Linked DNA regions of Homo sapiens: region 1 is linked to region 2. Evidence: chromatin loops called from intact Hi-C (ENCODE). Cell type or tissue: IMR-90. All regions are shown on one strand. Links, peaks and the distances in the headings refer to the core of each region. The heading gives the core; the rest is flanking DNA.

What was found. A loop is a pair of places that touch in the nucleus more often than their neighbours do. Peaks named below come from ENCODE experiments on the same cell type or tissue, not always from the same donor. Only the 100,000 strongest peaks of a DNase experiment are listed, where the experiment ranks them.
Region 1: a loop joins it to region 2, with 4 times the contacts of the local background. A loop is called at or near these places in 7 of 110 quality-filtered maps.

The regions. Positions count from the first base shown.
Region 1 is chr4:76,755,063-76,763,402 of GRCh38, forward strand. SHROOM3 (shroom family member 3) reads left to right here. Exons shown (of 11, transcript NM_020859.4): 7 at 1-130; 8 at 1,387-1,875; 9 at 4,483-4,633. The region is part of intron 1 of SHROOM3-AS1 (SHROOM3 antisense RNA 1); the gene reads right to left. Among named protein-coding and RNA genes, the nearest start is that of SHROOM3-AS1, 43 kb to the right of the region's middle. RefSeq lists a silencer at 4,002-4,071. In IMR-90, for the core only: a CTCF peak has its summit at 3,442 (motif pointing left); a DNase peak (open chromatin) is centred at 3,429; H3K27ac peaks cover 3,493 bases.
Region 2 is chr4:76,176,352-76,184,691 of GRCh38, forward strand. It overlaps SCARB2 (scavenger receptor class B member 2), which reads right to left. Exons shown (of 12, transcript NM_005506.4): 3 at 4,603-4,750; 4 at 3,166-3,354; 5 at 86-177. Among named protein-coding and RNA genes, the nearest start is that of NUP54, 32 kb to the left of the region's middle. RefSeq lists a silencer at 3,717-3,776. In IMR-90, for the core only: a CTCF peak has its summit at 3,667 (motif pointing right); a DNase peak (open chromatin) is centred at 3,660.

The sequences.
Region 1 (8,340 bases), core at 331-8,330, 580 kb after region 2:
CCCCACCCCCACCTCCTCCACCGAGTCAGGAAACCCCGGTGTATAGCATGGATGACTTCCCTCCACCTCCTCCCCACACTGTATGTGAGGCGCAGCTGGACAGTGAGGATCCCGAGGGGCCACGCCCCAGGTGAGTGAGCAGACTGGGCAGCTTTCCCCCACTAACAGGAGAGTGTCATGCCCCAGGTGGCCCAGGTCCTTCTGCTGGCCACAGAAGAACCCTGGCATGGAGATGTTTCTATACAGCTCAGCTCAGGACACTGTTGATCTGTTTGCCTCAGGAGGTAGTTGGACCAGTGTCATTGGGTACTGAGGAGTCAGGGTGGCAGAAATGAAAGCTGGGACCCAAGGGGCACATTTCACTTCTGGGGACAGGATAGGCTTAGGCGGTCCAAGTAAATCCCTCCTCCCTGGATGAGTTCTGAATCAGTTAGGAAATAAGACAAAAGAGGAGGGCATATAGAAGACAAAAACATCACTTTTATTACTGACAGAGCTAACATTAAAGAATATGGCTTCAGATTGTAAGTGGGTCTCTTGATACTGAACCCCCAAGTTAAACAGCTTTACCTACCTCATCAAAGGTCATGTTAGACACACAAATACACATAGATATTAATATATACAGCCTTGAGGCAGCCTCAGTCTCAAAAGAGAAGAGAGACTGGGATGTGAATGCTCAGCTTCTCTTTCCAAAATCACTCCATGTCCATAGGGAGGAATAAAGAGTAGGGCTCAAGGTCAGTAATGTTTAGGGAAAACCTCTTGGAAGCTAGGAGAATGAGAAAGAAGCATTCCCCAACACATAGTCCCTAGAACAAGTAATCTCTCAAAACACCAAAAAAACACATTGCCTGACAGCACCTTTTGAGTGGCTTTCTTTAAACACCACAAGAGTGACTTACTACCACTACCCCTGTTAACCTAGACCTTTCAGAAATCTCTGGAATCTAACAGCAACATTCACCAGAACTGAATTCCTAGTCCATCTTCCTCAGGAGATGACAACCTCCTGACCAGCTGCTGGGCTCAGGAGCCCCTTTAGAGTGCTGTTGTTTTCTAAAGAAGGGGTTGATCTCAAATGTGACTATCTCACCCTACTCCTATGTATATATCTATGTATGTTTGTGTGTCTAGCATGACCTGTGACTAGGTAGGTAAATGTTTTTAGTTTCGGGGTTCAGTATCAGGAGACCCACTTATAATCAGAAGCCATATTCTTTAACATTAGCTCTGTCAGTAACATGTGGAAGATGTGGAAAGCTACAGCCCTGATGTGGAAAGCTTCTCCCTCAGTCTTTCTCCACCCTCTTATCATCACCCTTCTCTTATCACTCTCTCTTTCTCTCTCTCTCTTTTTTTTTTTTTTTTAAATATCCCTGGCAGCTTCAACAAACTTTCTAAAGTGACAATTGCAAGGGAAAGGCACATGCCTGGTGCAGCCCATGTGGTAGGTAGTCAGACACTGGCTTCCAGACTCCAAACTTCTATCAAGGGTTCAGAGGCTGAGTCCACACCACCCTCCTTCATGAGCGTTCACGCCCAACTTGCTGGGTCTCTTGGTGGGCAGCCAGCACCCATCCAGACTCAAAGCCTCAGCCATGATCCAGTCAGTGGAACTCAGGGTTTAGAAAAGAAAGTCAGTCCTGATCCTCAGAAGAGTTCAGAAGACATCAGAACAGAGGCTTTGGCCAAGGAAATTGTCCACCAAGACAAATCTCTAGCAGACATTTTGGATCCAGACTCCAGGCTGAAGACAACAATGGACCTGATGGAAGGTTTGTTTCCCCGAGATGTGAACTTGCTGAAGGAAAACAGTGTAAAGAGGAAGGCCATACAGAGAACTGTCAGCTCTTCAGGATGTGAAGGCAAGAGGTAAGTCCCTGGTGATGTCCTCAGAGAGACTTACAATCACACTCCTTCCATGGGGATGATGATAAGTCTAGGACTAGTTGCCTGATGTTCTCCTACTGCCACAGCTCCTGAACCAAGAGTGACATTTTATCTCAGTCTTGGAGGAATGGCTCTGGCAGTGAGGATGTGGGACAGATATGCAACAACAAAGAAAGTAATAGTAATAATTATAATAATTGCCATTAGTACCCATTGTTAACGTTGTGTGTCAAACATTGTATTAATTTATTTATATCAACATTATTTAATTTTCACAAGAACTTTCTGAGGTGGCTACCAATTTTACCTCCATTTACAAATGAGGAAACTGAAGTACAGAGGAATTAAGACCATGCTCACCAAGGTCATTGAACATGTGAGTGATGGCACCTGGATTTGATCACAGCCCCATGACTGTGCCTGTCTCCAGCAATTACACAGTGCCCCCAGCTCAGCAAAGGTGTACTTGCCGGTTCTGTATCAGAGCTGCTCTGGCAGAGAGGCCCTCAGAGCTCGGTGCTGGGAAAGGAGCAAGTGGAAGTGGTGAGCGTGGCCAACGTCTTGCCAAGACTGAGAGGGGAAGGGCTTTGTAAGGAGGAGAGCCTAGAGAAATAGATTCGTGTACTACACTGACCCTTACCTCTGAGGCATTAAGGTGGGTGTTGGCGCAAATCCTGAAAATCAGGAAAGGTCTGAGTAGGAGCGCACTGTCTGGTTTGGCCCAGTCCGTGAGCCTCTGCTTCTGAAGCTCCTTGAGCCAGCCATGTAACACGTGTCCCAGTGTGCAGTCTGTGCTTTTCATTTCTCCTGGGTTACTGCAGTATTTTCTTGCATGTTTTATTTCCTTAAAAGACTACTATGAGAAAGACTGAGTAGCTTTCATTTTCTCTTAAATTTTCAGTGAAATCTTTGTGGATTGACAGTCTGGGACTCAGCAGTTAGTGGCTTCCAGACTAAATAAAAACAGAACATTTTATCCAAATTTGGGATTGCATTTTAAAAATTTCCAACTGATCCTAACTAAATTACTAACAGGAACACCACGTTTCATTTTATGGGGGAGAGAGAAAGGAAAGAGCTATGTGATACTTACAAGCTATTTGTCACATTGTCAGAGGCTCTTCTGATTCAAGGCCTTAACTGTCACCTTGTCCATTTCACTGCTTTTATTTTCAGATTTGGGAAACAGACTAATTGAGGTGAAGTGATTTATCCAGGGTCATGTCTTTAGCAAACACATACTGAGCACCTACAATGTGCAAGGCAATCCACTGGGTACTATGGGGACCCCAAAGATAAGATTTTTGTAGGTGTGCCAGTCAGTTCACCATGGGTGGTTGCAGTATGGTCATTCTGTTCTCTGACCACTGGCTGAAGGACCAAAGTAACATCCTTAGCAAAGTATTTCCTAGCATTACCACTGGAAATATATGTTTGCTCCGTCAGTTTAGAAGCAGAATGGTCATGGAGCTTTTGCAGCACTGAGACCTTCCTGGGGATTTAAAAAAAAAAAAAAAAAGGCATGCGCCATCTCCTGGTGGAAATAAGCATTGTCCTGTTGGGCATGAGATGGCCAGTAGCCATTGTGAGGGTTGGTCAGATGCCAGAGAATCCCATTTGTAATGCGGTGGACATATCTGAAAACAAAAACAAACAAAAATGTATCAGAAAATCTTTTCCCTGTCTTTCAATTAACTGGATTAAATGTGGTCATTGTTGCTTACTGGGACAGTTATCAAGCAGGAAACTAGTAAAGATGATTTTTTGTGTGTGTGGTTCCTAATTTCATAGTAAAATGATGGGCTAGATGTTAAATAATATCACAAGATTAAATAAAGTTCCTCTCCAAGAGAATCGTACTTCCATAGAGTCATTTATTCAGTGGGTAGGATATGAATTATAGGCTGAAAGGCAACTCAAATGTGGTAAAACAGAGAACTACTAGATAGCAGGTTTCTCAATTCTGAGTTTTTTCTTCAGCCTTAAAACATCCCTATTATATTATCAATGAGTAGATTTTATATCTTGTATTAGTTCACTGCGGACCAGCAAACTGCAGATTTCCCAGGATTATATGGGATAGCAGGCACACTTGAGAAGGAAAAATTTTGTGTGTTCAAGCAACAGTGCATAGTAGGCACTAGAAAGATTACATGTAACCAAAGGAGTATAGGAAATAATTGACCTAAAACCTGAGGTTTGTGCAGCACCTTGAAAATACTTTCACATTGATTGAGTCATGGTTCCACACTGCCTTTCTCTGAAATAAGGAGTCAGTGTCGTTCTTATATGAATCACAAAAGCAGAGAGGTTAAATGTCTTCTCCAGAGTCAGCTGGCGAGGCCATAGCCTTGACTCCCACTGTCATCCCTAATGCTGCTTTTGGTGGTTTTCCATCCCAAGTTTGCCTGGCTTCAACAGCCCTGTACATAGTAATCACTCATTAGTTAACAGTTACTAGTTTATCCTAATTTCTGGGAAAGAAATTAAATAGAATTGTTACGCACTTCTGAATGGACTGACATCTGCAGTGAAACAAAGCCTCTGGCGTGATCTGTGTGGCTATACTTTGTGCTCTTTTTGGCCCAGGAATGAAGACAAGGAAGCAGTGAGCATGTTGGTTAACTGCCCTGCCTACTACAGTGTGTCTGCTCCCAAGGCTGAGCTACTGAACAAAATCAAAGAGATGCCAGCAGAAGTGAATGAGGAAGAGGAACAGGCAGATGTCAATGAAAAGAAGGTAAATAAAGAATGGGATGCCCTTGTTCAGCTTTCCTCAGAAAAATTGACAAGGTCCATGTAATCAGCGTGGTGACTGGGCCTCTTGAGGCAGGTGGGGAAAGGACCTGTCACATCACCAGATTGCACCAAAATCATTAGACTTTGGATTTACATGGCACTTTAACTAATTTCCTCTTAGCTTTTCTGTGAGTAGGCAGGGCAGGTAAGCTACTGTACTTTTCGTTTTTACAAATAACAGAAGTGAAGCTTAGAGGGATTATTAGAAGTCTCATAGCCAGGACTTGAACCCAAGTCCCTAGCCTCCTAATCCAGCACCAGGACCCCGACACTGTTCTCAGCTGCTGGTTGGCCAGTGCCAACGGTGTGTGTAATTTTCTTGTTTCATAGTCAAAAGGAAAATTTTAAAATCTAGAAACTTTTTTTAGGGAAGGAGGCCAATTGTTAAATGACACTTCTGAGAAAAAGTAATATTAACCTTTATATCTTCCCCAGCCCTTTTTGAGGGACTTCAGCGAATAGCTTGAAAGTGCAGTGCTGGAATCTAGTTGTTAGCATTTGATACTCCTACAGAGATTTCAAATGTTAAGACACTTAAAAAATGACCGTGATGCTGCTGCTGTCTTCCCACATGCCATGGAGATCTAAACTGGGCTGTGTCTGCAGGGGAGAAAGTTCTCGCCTTCCACTTTCTCTATAGCACCAGAGGGGCTGCCTTCTGCTGTGCTTGCAGCTCTCTATGCAGCTCAGGCATGTGTGCTGCAAAGGAAAGCTTGCTTGCTTCTTGCTGAGCCTGGAAGGTAAGTGGTTTTCAGTGATCCTGATTCCAGGAGAAACTTTCTAGGGTGATTTTATTTCATTTGATCTACAATGTGTCCCAAGCTGTCTTGTCTGTTGGAATGAAACCACAGGATATAGACCCTAGGAGCAGAGGGTAACTGGACAGGAGGGATCTTTGCAGCACCTCTGGGTCATGGCTAACATGCTGATGCAACCATTGTAGTAGCAAGCTCCCTGCTAGCCCAAAGTTTTCCTATTTACATACTTGTCATTGTATACCCCTGATATATATACCTACCCCAGCACTGCTGAGCACTTCATTTAACGGGTCCCCTGATTGCAAATAAGACCACTTGGCTTTTGGTCTGTCTATATTTATCCCAAAGAGAGAGCTATGTATACACCCTTACATGTATCACGTTGCCATGGCATCTTTAACTGAACGTTTTACACAATTTTTTTGTTATTTTGTTTTCTGCCTTTGGGCATACCTGCTTTACAGTTGCAGTGTGGCAAATACTCATTGCTTTTCCTCCCTATCTTAATTTTTAAGTGTTTTTTTTTCTAAGTTTTATTTTAGAATCGGGGCATAGGCAGGTTTGTTACAAAGGTATATTGCATGATCCTGAGGCTTGCTGTATGATTGTATGCATCAACCAGGTAGCGAGCATAGTACCCAATAGGTAGTTTTTTAACCTTTGTCCCCTTTCCTTCCAACCCTCTTTTATTCCCCAGTGTCTGCTGGTCCCATATTTATGTCCATGTGTACCCAATTAACTGTTTTCCCATCACTTTCAATTATCACCCTCTCACTCGAAGCATTATGTGGCAAAAAGTATTTTTAGACTGAGAATATGAAGAAATAGAGAATTCATCCATCCTCACGGGAAACAACATTAGGTAGTATGTATTTCATTCCAAGTGTGGGCTATGTATTTGATTTTCTTTTCAACACAATGCTGTACTATCTTACTTGCACAAAACTCCTCTGACACTTGTACTACCACATTTTATGCTAATCAGAATTAGAGAATTTAAGGGCTGGGGTCACACAGTTAATAGATGCTAAAGTCAGATTTAACCTTATGTCTTTCTGACCCCAAAGCCTGCTAAAAATTGCTCCCAGGTCAGCTGCCTTTAAACCTTGCTGCCCTGGGAACTGAGCTAAACTGGAGGTTCTCTGGGTATAACTAACCAGAGCTAGAGTTTGAGATTAAAACCAGTTAAAACCCATTTTAAACCAAAAATATGAGAACAGCAGTGTCCGTGACTTGAGGACTGAGGAGTTTCGAGTCATTTGGAGTGCCTTTTGGGGGAGTCACGGGCTTAGGAAGACAAAACCCCACTCAGGGTGGAAGAGATCTTAGGGAGAGGAAATGTCACAGCCACATAACCAGGGCCTGGCACCTAGCACGTGCTCAATAAACATTTGTTTCATGAAGTTATAAAGTGCAAAACTCCCAAGTTGGAGTTTACCGTTTAACTGAAGAAAAATATCCAGAAGCCCACTGTGGAAAGGTTATAGGATTCGAGTCTATGGCCTTGCTATCCTCAACACATTTGATCTCAGAAGCTGACCAGGGTCAGGCCTGGTTAGTACTTGGATGGGAGATCATGGTATTAGAATTCAGAAGAAAAAAAAATCTGGAAGTTAAGCAACTAGTTTGTCCTTTCTTGACCCTTTTTTCTTAATAAAATGGAAGTGGTAATGATCTCTCACATAATAGTTGTGGGGTCAAATTAACTGACATATATGAATGTGCTTTTTGAGCTGCAGGGTGTAAGAGCATATAATATCTTAACAGAGAAGTGTTTAAGGCAATGTCATGTAAGTATGCAAATGTTGATGGCATCTGGTATCTTTCATGTTAAGATGTTCAGTGAGAAGGTGCCTTATTGCCAACAAGGCTAGGCACTTTCCTAAATCAGACTCTTACGAGGAAAAACAGCTCACATTTGTTTTCTCTCTTCACTGTGGAAAATGTTGCCCACAGCACCAGGGGGATGATACCCACTTGCCCTGTGGGCTTATCTGGCTCTTCAGGGATAAAGAAAGATGAGAAAAGGCCATTTAGTTAATGAGGCCTCCACATCCAGTTAGAATTTCCTTCGGTTCCTTCTTCCCTCAATCCTTTCTTCTAAGGCTGTAAGTGGCCTGAGGGTTTGCATCACTTTGTGAGTGTAAAATGTTAGGCTCATAAATGCTTAGTGAGAACACACCTTCTCTGTTTCAGACACTGTGCTCTGCCTTGGGCATACAAACATGAATAAGACACTGTGTCTGCTTTCCTGGAACTTTAGACTGGCAAGAGAGGTGGATTATTTTAGCACTACATTATTGGTCTTCTGATAGACACATGGACTCTACTGGGGGAGCCCAAAGGAGCAGTTCCTGACTCAAGAGAGTAGAGTCAGATTTTACCTCCTCCAGGAAGATAAAACCTGAGATCAGCATTGAAGAATGTATCGGTAGGAGTCAGGAGCATTCGAGACAAAAGGAAAAGCATAAGGAGAAACCAAAAGATAAGAAAAAGCATGGAATGTGTATGATAAAGAAGGGTGCTTCAAGTAGTTTGATATTTTGGAATGTAACAAAGGCTCATGATTAAATAAAAAATCACCAAGCTTAAGCCAGGCACAGTGGCTCACACCTGTAATCCCAGCACTTTGGGAGGCCAAGGCAGGAGGATTGCTGGAGCCCAGGAGTTCGAGACCAGCCTGAGCAATATAGTGAAACCCTATCTCTACCAAAAATATAAAAAATTAGCCAGGTGTGTTGGCGCACAACTGTAATCCCAGCTACTCGGAAGGCTGAGGCAGGAAAATTGCTTGAACCCAGGAGGCAGAGGTTGCAGTGAGCTGAGATCGTGCCACTGCACTCCAGACTGGGCGACAGAGCGAGACTCCATCTCAAAAAAAAAAAAATTA
Region 2 (8,340 bases), core at 177-8,176:
ACACATTTTTAAGCAATGTAGAAGTAGACATGTAGTTTAAATGAAAACTGAAAAAATAATTCCACTGATAAATCATTTGACTTACGTTTTCCCATTCCATTCCACAATTTTTGTAAAGTTAAGGTAACTGTCTTCTCCAGTTAGAAAAACATAGTCTCCATCATTAGTCCCATTTTTCTGAAAATATGTGAATATGATCATTTAAAGTAACTGTGATAATTTTATGACAACTTGGCTAGACTATGGTGCCCAGTTGTTTGGTCAAACACTAGCCCAGATGGTGTGGTGAAGGTATTTTGTAGGTGTGATTAATATCTACAATCCGTTAACTTTAAGGGAGGTTACCCTCAATAATGAGTGGCTGGGCCCCCTCCAATCTGTTCAAAGCCTTACAAGCAAAAACAGAGGTTTCTTAGAGGAGGAATTCTCCTCAAGACTGCAACATCGAAATTCTGCCTGGATTTCCAGGTTGCAGCCCACCCTACAGATTTCAAACTCAAGACCACATCATCAACTTTTACCTGAGTTTCCAGCTGCTGGCCTGCTCTATGGATTTCAGACTTACCAGCTCCCATAATCACATAAGCCAATTCCATAATATAAATTTCTTTCTCTCCCTCTTTCTCATCTCTACATATACACCCTCTTGATTCAGTTTCTCTGGCAACCCTAACTGATACAGTAACTAAAAAATTTAATCTTCATCTAACTGTCCTACTAGGGCCTAACTGCTACACAAGACTGAACCAGGACCAGAAAATAGTGACTATTTTGCTAAATACTATATTAACCATATTATTATTTTATGGTTTTAAAAAGTAGGAGCTCAATTTTAAAATGGGCAAAGGATTTGAAGAGACATTTCTGAAAAGAAAATATACTAATGGCCAGAGAGCACATAAAAACATGTTCAGCATCATTAGTCATTAGGGAAATGCAAATCAAAACCACAATGAGATACCACTTCACACCCACTAGGAGGGCAATTAAAAAAAAAAAAAAGAAAAATAGTAAGCGTTGGTGAGGATGTGGAGAAATTGGAACCTTTATACATTGCTAGCAGGAATATAAAAATGTTGCAGTCACTGCAGAAAACAGTTTGTCAGTTCTTAACAAAGTTAAACAGAATTCATAGGACTCCAAAATTCCACACCTATGTATATACTCAAGAGAATTCCACTTCAAGGTATATACCCAATGTTCATATAAAAGCTTGTATGAACAAATATTCATAGCAGCACTTCTAATAATAGCCAAGAAGGAACACAACCCAAATGTCCATCAACTGATAAATGGATAAGCAAAATGTGGTATATCTACACAACGGAATATTCCTCAGTTATAAAAAGGAATGGAACACTGATACATGCTACAACATGGATGAACCCTGACAACATTACACTAAATTTAAAAAGCAGACACAGAAGGGCATATATTATATGACTCCATTTATATGAGATGTCCAGAATATGCAAATTCACAGAGCCAGAAAGTAGATTAGTGGTTGCCAGGGCCTGGGAGAGTAAGACAGGAATAGGAGTGACTGCTAAGAGAGTATGCAGTTTCTTTTTTGGGATAATGAAAATGTTCTGGAATTAGCAGTAATGGTTGCACAACCTTGTGACTATACTAAGGACTACTGAATTGTACATTTTAAAATGGTAAATGTTATAGTAAGTGAATTATTTCTCAATAATAACAAATTTAAAAGCCTAAGTCCAGGACCAGGACCAATTATACCAGAATAGCTACACTGGAAGAAGACGGTATTAATATAGCCCTATTTTCAATTAAGGTTTCTTCAATTGTATATTCTCTCCAAGTTATACTTCTTAAGGGCACATACAGACACTACATTCCTAAAATTCTTTATTTGGGCATGTAGCTATGATTTCTCAGAAATAGCACAGGTAGTAGCTCCTCTATAATAATAGGAGTGAACAATTGTTGAGTATAATATTCCTGGCTCTGTTCTAAAATTTTTGCATGAATCATCTCATGAAATCCTCACAACCACATAAGATAGTGTGGCTATCAGTCTGGTGAATTCAATGATGTAAAAACAAAAAAAGTGAGTTATATAATGCAAATTATCTGAGAAACAGTGAGATATTAGCAACAAGATCTACTTGGCTGATGGATTGAAGCCACTGGGAACAAAAGGGCCTCGAGGGAACCTTTGCATAATATCTCTCAGTAGGAGGCTCTCCTGAAATTATTTCTAGAAGGGAGGTTCAGTCAGGGCTTGACAGGAAATCTGTGCTTCCTCTGGTCCTGTGAAGCTGTATTCCTCTGAGACAGGACCCTCTAGGGAACTCCTGCCTGGTCTGCTTCTCCCGAATGATGCATTCAGAGTTGGTGAGGCCCTACTTTTAGGACTCCTGTCTCTCACACATATAATTTTTTAAAACTTGCTCACAATTCTATTTTAACAATTTCTACGTTTTATATAACCTTGAAGGCCCAGGGACACAATTATTGCTGTTTGCCATAAAAACTGGAATGCTACAGGATTACATGAAGAGGGTAAGACTCTTGAACAGGCAGAGCCAGAAAACAGCTACAAATTTAAAGCTGAGGAGACCCATCACAATCCCAGAGCACACCCCTAATCTAATCCTCTTCCTGGGGTTATTTTATCTTTTACCAACTTCCCAACTATCCACTGCACTCCAGGGTTTTTGTTTTTGTTTTTGTTTTTGTTTTTTTTTTGGCTTTTTTAGACAGAGTCTTGCTCTGTCACCCTGGCTGGAGTACAGTGGTGTAATTTCAGCTCACTGCAACCTCTGCCTCCTGGGTTCATGCAACTTACCTGCCTCAGTCTCCTGAGTAGGTGAGATTACAGGTGTACATCACCACAGCTGGCTAATTTTTGTATTTTTAGTAGAGATAGAGTTTTGCCATGTTGGCCAGGCTGGTCTCAAAGTCTTAACCTCAAATGATCCACCCACCTCGGTCTCCCAAAGTCCTGGAATTACAGGCATTAGCCACCGCACCCGGCCTCAAGTTTTTTTTCTTTCCAAAAAACACTCCATTTTTCACACACTCTATAAGATAACTTAACTCTAGGCAATTTCTAGAAGAAACTCAAAGTTAATCTGGCTTGGGGTGCCCCAACCCACTGTCAGCTAAAAAAAGAGGTTCTGAAAAGAAAAATCTACTTACCTCATAGAATAGGCCAAAATAGGGAGAGATATCGGGCCTGAAAACATGGATAAGGGACAAGATTTCATCTTTGTAGCCCCAGAGCAATTCGTCAACTGTGTGAGTCACAAAGAGCTTCTGCTGATAGGCTTTCAACATGGCCTCGATGATCTCCCTGAGGAAGTGCACCTGGGACCACTCTATGACAGTCTGCGGAGCAGAGGTATATTAAGACAGCAGCATCCCCTCCAAAGCACCTCCATCCACTCTCTCCTACTACCCCATAGCAAAGGGGGTTGGAAATATAAATGTAAAGGTTGAGATTAAATAGCTGAAAAATCAGGCAGTGAGCTCCTTTCTGGCTGCATATGGAAGACAAAGCCTCTTCTCTGTCCTTTCCCAGTACTGCATTTTGTAAGTGTAATATTTACAAAGAGACCATTTGCAGGCTCTGAGTTATCCAGACACCACAAAAGGGGAAAAGCTCTTGTAAACATGTGGGCATCTTTGGCCACAAGGTGGCGCTACCTTCCGCCTAAGCAGGGCCAGAGGCTCATTATAAACCCGACCTACACCCCTGGGACTAGGTGGCAGGGACCTCATACTGTCTAGGTCCTGGGTCCATCATCAGTGTCCAGCTGCATATGGAGCGGTCACCTAGGGGTTAGGGTGGGAGAGTCGGCAGGGGTTGGTGTAGGTGAATTAGAATGTTTACTGGGCCAGCCCAGGAACAGTGGTTCACGCCTGGAGTCCCTGGCCGACACAGGAGGATCCCTGGAGCCCAGGAGGTAGAAGCTTCAGTGAGCTGTGATGGAGCCACTGACTGCACTCCAGCCTGGGCGACAGAGCAAGACCCTGTCTCAAAAAAAATTAATAATAAATAAATTAATTTAATTTAAAAAAAAAGAAAGTCTCATGGGTCTCAGTATAGAATAGATGTAGAATAGGTGTCGTTATTAGGTAGAATTACCATTATAAACAGAGCCCACTGAAATCACAGTAGGCTGCCAGTCTATTGATTTCTGGTGTCAATTTATGAATTTTGAGAGTATAAAATCCAACATAAAAATCTGAAGTAAGAAATGGTATACAAATTTCATTGCTAGAATTTCTGAATGAAAACAAGGGGCAAATAAACATTTTTAAAATTATTAGCTACCAAAAAATCCTAGGGGCATATTTATTTGCACAATTGCTAATCCTGAACACCCAGGAAGAAATTATGAAAACAAATCCTAAAATCTGAATTTTGTCATCATTTGAAAAGACCTTATTTGATACATCTTAGAAAAAAGTCCAAGATGTACTTTAAAGAAAAGAAAAGAAGTATTTTTCTTTTTATATATGTATATTTCAACATAACTTAATGGCTCCTAAATGTAAAATCATAAAGAGCATTAACTTAGCTTTTTCCTTTCTTCCAAAATCCAACTTAATGGTATTAAAATGCCTACTTACCAATACAGGAATATTTAATGTTCTAATTAAGTCAATTTTAGGGTCTCCAACAGATTGGTCTCGTTCAAAAACATAGGCCTTGTTGCTAACAGCAGATATTGTTGTTCCATTATCTCCAAATTGAATATTTGCTTTGTTTCTGAGTTCCCTAAAAGAAAGAAAAGGGTTTTATTTGAAAATAGACACCACTTTAATAAGCAAGACTTTTCCTTTCTTTCAGCATCCAAGTTATATTTTCAATATAACATTCCCAATATAACATTATATAGAGACTGCAGCTACTAAGCCTTAAAAAGCTGGAGATCGAAGCTATAATGTGGGAAGGAAACGAGGCCTAGGATAGAGTCTTCTCAAAAACTTTGTTTTCCTTCTTTTCTTCCCTGATTAGGGAGGTGCAATAGTTGAGGGTCACCTTGACCGGGAATCAAAGCCGATGAACTCTCTCCTGGGTTATGGTTTGGTCCTGAAGTATTTTCAAAATTTTCAGTTTGGTTCACAGATTTAGTTTGAATTTCAATTTGTTTACCAATGTCTTCTTGTTTCTACATTGAATTAAATTGAAATTTTATTTTAAAAAATAATGCCCAAGGCTTAGTAAATTACAGGAGTTCACTCCTGTTTCTTTTTTTGAGATAGGGTCTCGCTCTGTTGCCCAGGCTGGAGTGCAGTGGCATGACTACAGCTCACTGCAGCCTCAGCCTCCTGGGCTCAAACAATCCTCCCACCTCAGCCTCCCAAGTAGCTAGAAGTACAGAAGCATGCCACCACACCCAGCTAATTGTTTTATTTTTTTGTAGAGATGAGGTCTTACTATGCTACCCAGGCTGGTCTTGAACTCCTGGACTCAAGTGATCCTCCTGCCTCGACCTTCCAAAATGCTGGCATTACAGGCATGAGCTACCACACCCGGTCTCTGTTTCTGATATACAGCACAGTTTGGTTCAAGTTAGAGCCCCCAAATGAAGCATTAGAAAGTTCTTAGAAAGCGCCTGGTGCCAGGGCTGGGCCTAGAGTCAGTGTGAGTGATGTAAGAGGTGCCTAAACAAGTAGTAATCAAGATAAATAGTTTAATGCACTATTTATTAAAACCAAAATTTATGCCAAAAATTTATGATGAACAAAATTTTAAATAAAAACAGAATCTGATCTTTTGTTCATCAAATGCCTCACACTAGCCCTAGCCCTAGCCCTGCCTGGTACATAGTAGGTGTTCAATAAATTCCAGTGACTTTTGTTTCTTTCCCTTTGCTTATCTTTCCTTCTTCCTAAACCAGCTAGGGTTATTATGTCTGACATGGTAGCCACTAGTCACATGTGACTACTGAGTACTTAAACTGTGGCTAACTGGAATTGAGATTTGCTGTAAGTGTAAAATATATACAGAATTTCAAAAACAGTGCCAACCTTTTTTTATATTGATTATATATTGAAATGATGCTATTTCAGTTATAATGGGTAAAATTAAAATATATTATCAAAATTAATTTTACCTGCTTCCTTCTACTTTTTAAAAAATGTGGCTACTAGAAAATCTTAAAATCTTAAATTACACATGTGGTTCATGTAATATTTCTATTGAACAGAGCTAATTTAAGAGCACAGGTTAGGAAGGCATTGGCCAGCTGGGCTACCCACACCTCCTCTGAGGCCTTTCCCAACCATAGCAGCACAGGGATTTTTCTCACCCACCTGTGGATGTCCGTACATGTCTTTAGCATTCAATTAGAAACTTCTGAGTGACATCATTTAGATTGTGAAATTATCATGTAGCCTCAGGTAGACTGCAAGCAAGCTGAAGGCTGAAACTGGTACGTAAAAATGCGCCTCGGTGATGATGGAGTTATGTCCCAGTAAACCCATCATAAGTTGAAAACATCGTAAGTTGAAAGTTTGTTTTTGATTCAACAACTTAGTATCTTTCCAATTTACAATGGGTTTATCTGGATGTAACTCTATCGTCATTGGAGGGGCATGCCAAATACATCACTTTCACACAATCGCGAAGTCAAAACATCATTCAAGTTGAACCATCATAAGTCAAGGACTGTCTGTATATTGTATCTCTTTATACCTCTTAAATCCCTTCTAGACTTTAAAATAAAAACAGATGAGAAAATAAATGCATTCATATAGATGCATACAAATAGATGAGTCTTTGTATCTTCTCCAGTAGAAAAAACAAACCATTTTTTTCTGTGCTCTCATACTGTAACAACTTACACAGAAGACTTCTAAGACTTCTGAGACTTCTGGTCACCAAGAAGTGTGTGGCGTTTTCTCTGCACCAATAATTCTGCAGTGTCCTCCAATTCAATTCAATTCTGATACTTTCTACTTGGACATAGCATCAGATTCTACAGGTTGAGACTGCCTTCCACCTCCTATGCCAATCAAAAGCCCCAGGCTGTTTTACCTGTGCTTCTGAACTAATGGCTATAAATTGGGGTTCCCATCCCCCTGTGCTTGGGCTCAATTAATTTGCTAGAACAGCCCAGAGTACTCAGGGAAACACTTACATTTTATTATAAAGGATATTACAAAGTATACAGATGAAGAGATGCACTGGGCAAGGTGTAGGGGAAGGAGCTCAGAACTTCCATGCCCTCTGCAGGCTCGCTACTCTCCAGGAACCTCCCCATGTTTGGTTCTCTGGAAACTCTCCAAATTCAGTCCTTTTGGTTTTTTATGGAAGCTACATTACATAGGCATGATTGATTAAATCACTGGCCATTTGTGATCAACCCAACTTTCAGCCCCTCTCCCCTCCTGGGAGGTTGGGGGGTGGGGCTGAAAGTCCCAACCCTCTAATCCTGTCCTCTTCTTTCAGGACCAGCTCCCATCCAGGAGCCATAGAGGCTGCCAGTCATCAGTCAATTCACTAGCATACAAAAAGACACTTATCACTTAAGCGATTCCAAGGATCTTAGGAGCTGTATGCCAGGAAATGGAGGAAGACTAAATATATATTTCATCATATCACATGTCTATATCCTATACTCTGTCAAGTGTATAGAAGGAAGCATACTTCCTATCACATATACACATATCACACATCATATCACACTAAGCACCAAGCTATGCCCACTAATCCTATAAATAGCTGACCCTTGCATAGCTCTTCAAAGAGTTTAACCCACATTATTTTATTTTATTTAATCCTTACAAGTATGTAGTACAAATACAGCATGTAGTATTGCCCCACTTCACAGCTGGGGACACAGAGCACAGGCAGAAGAGTGAGAACTTGATCCCAAGTCTTTCTCATTAGCACAAGGTGCTCCTCTCTCTGTATGAGACAACCTCTCCTAACAGGTACCTAAGAAACGCCTGTAGGATGAAACCAGCTAATGCCTCTAACAAATGCCTCTAACCAAAGCCAAATCTAATGATAAATTACATGCCCTTCCAGTTTACAAAGAATATATTTAAAAATTTGATAGACACTTCCGTGTTAAACCACTTACACAGCTTGAAGTTCAGTGTTTGCAGTGGACTTTTCATTTGTTAGACAACCATTCCGCTTTCTGCTGGTAATAGCCCTGATTTGCTTTCCTCTCTTGTATTGTACAGCTGTGTAAGACCATCAGTCAAGGTTGCTATGGGACCTGAGCTCAACCAATTCCTTTCCTCTGGCCTCTGAATCCTGAGCACAGTGCCTCAAGATAGAAAACACAGTAAAAGAACCAGGCGTGGTGACATGTACCTGTAGTGTCAGCTACTTGGGAGGCTAAGGTGGGA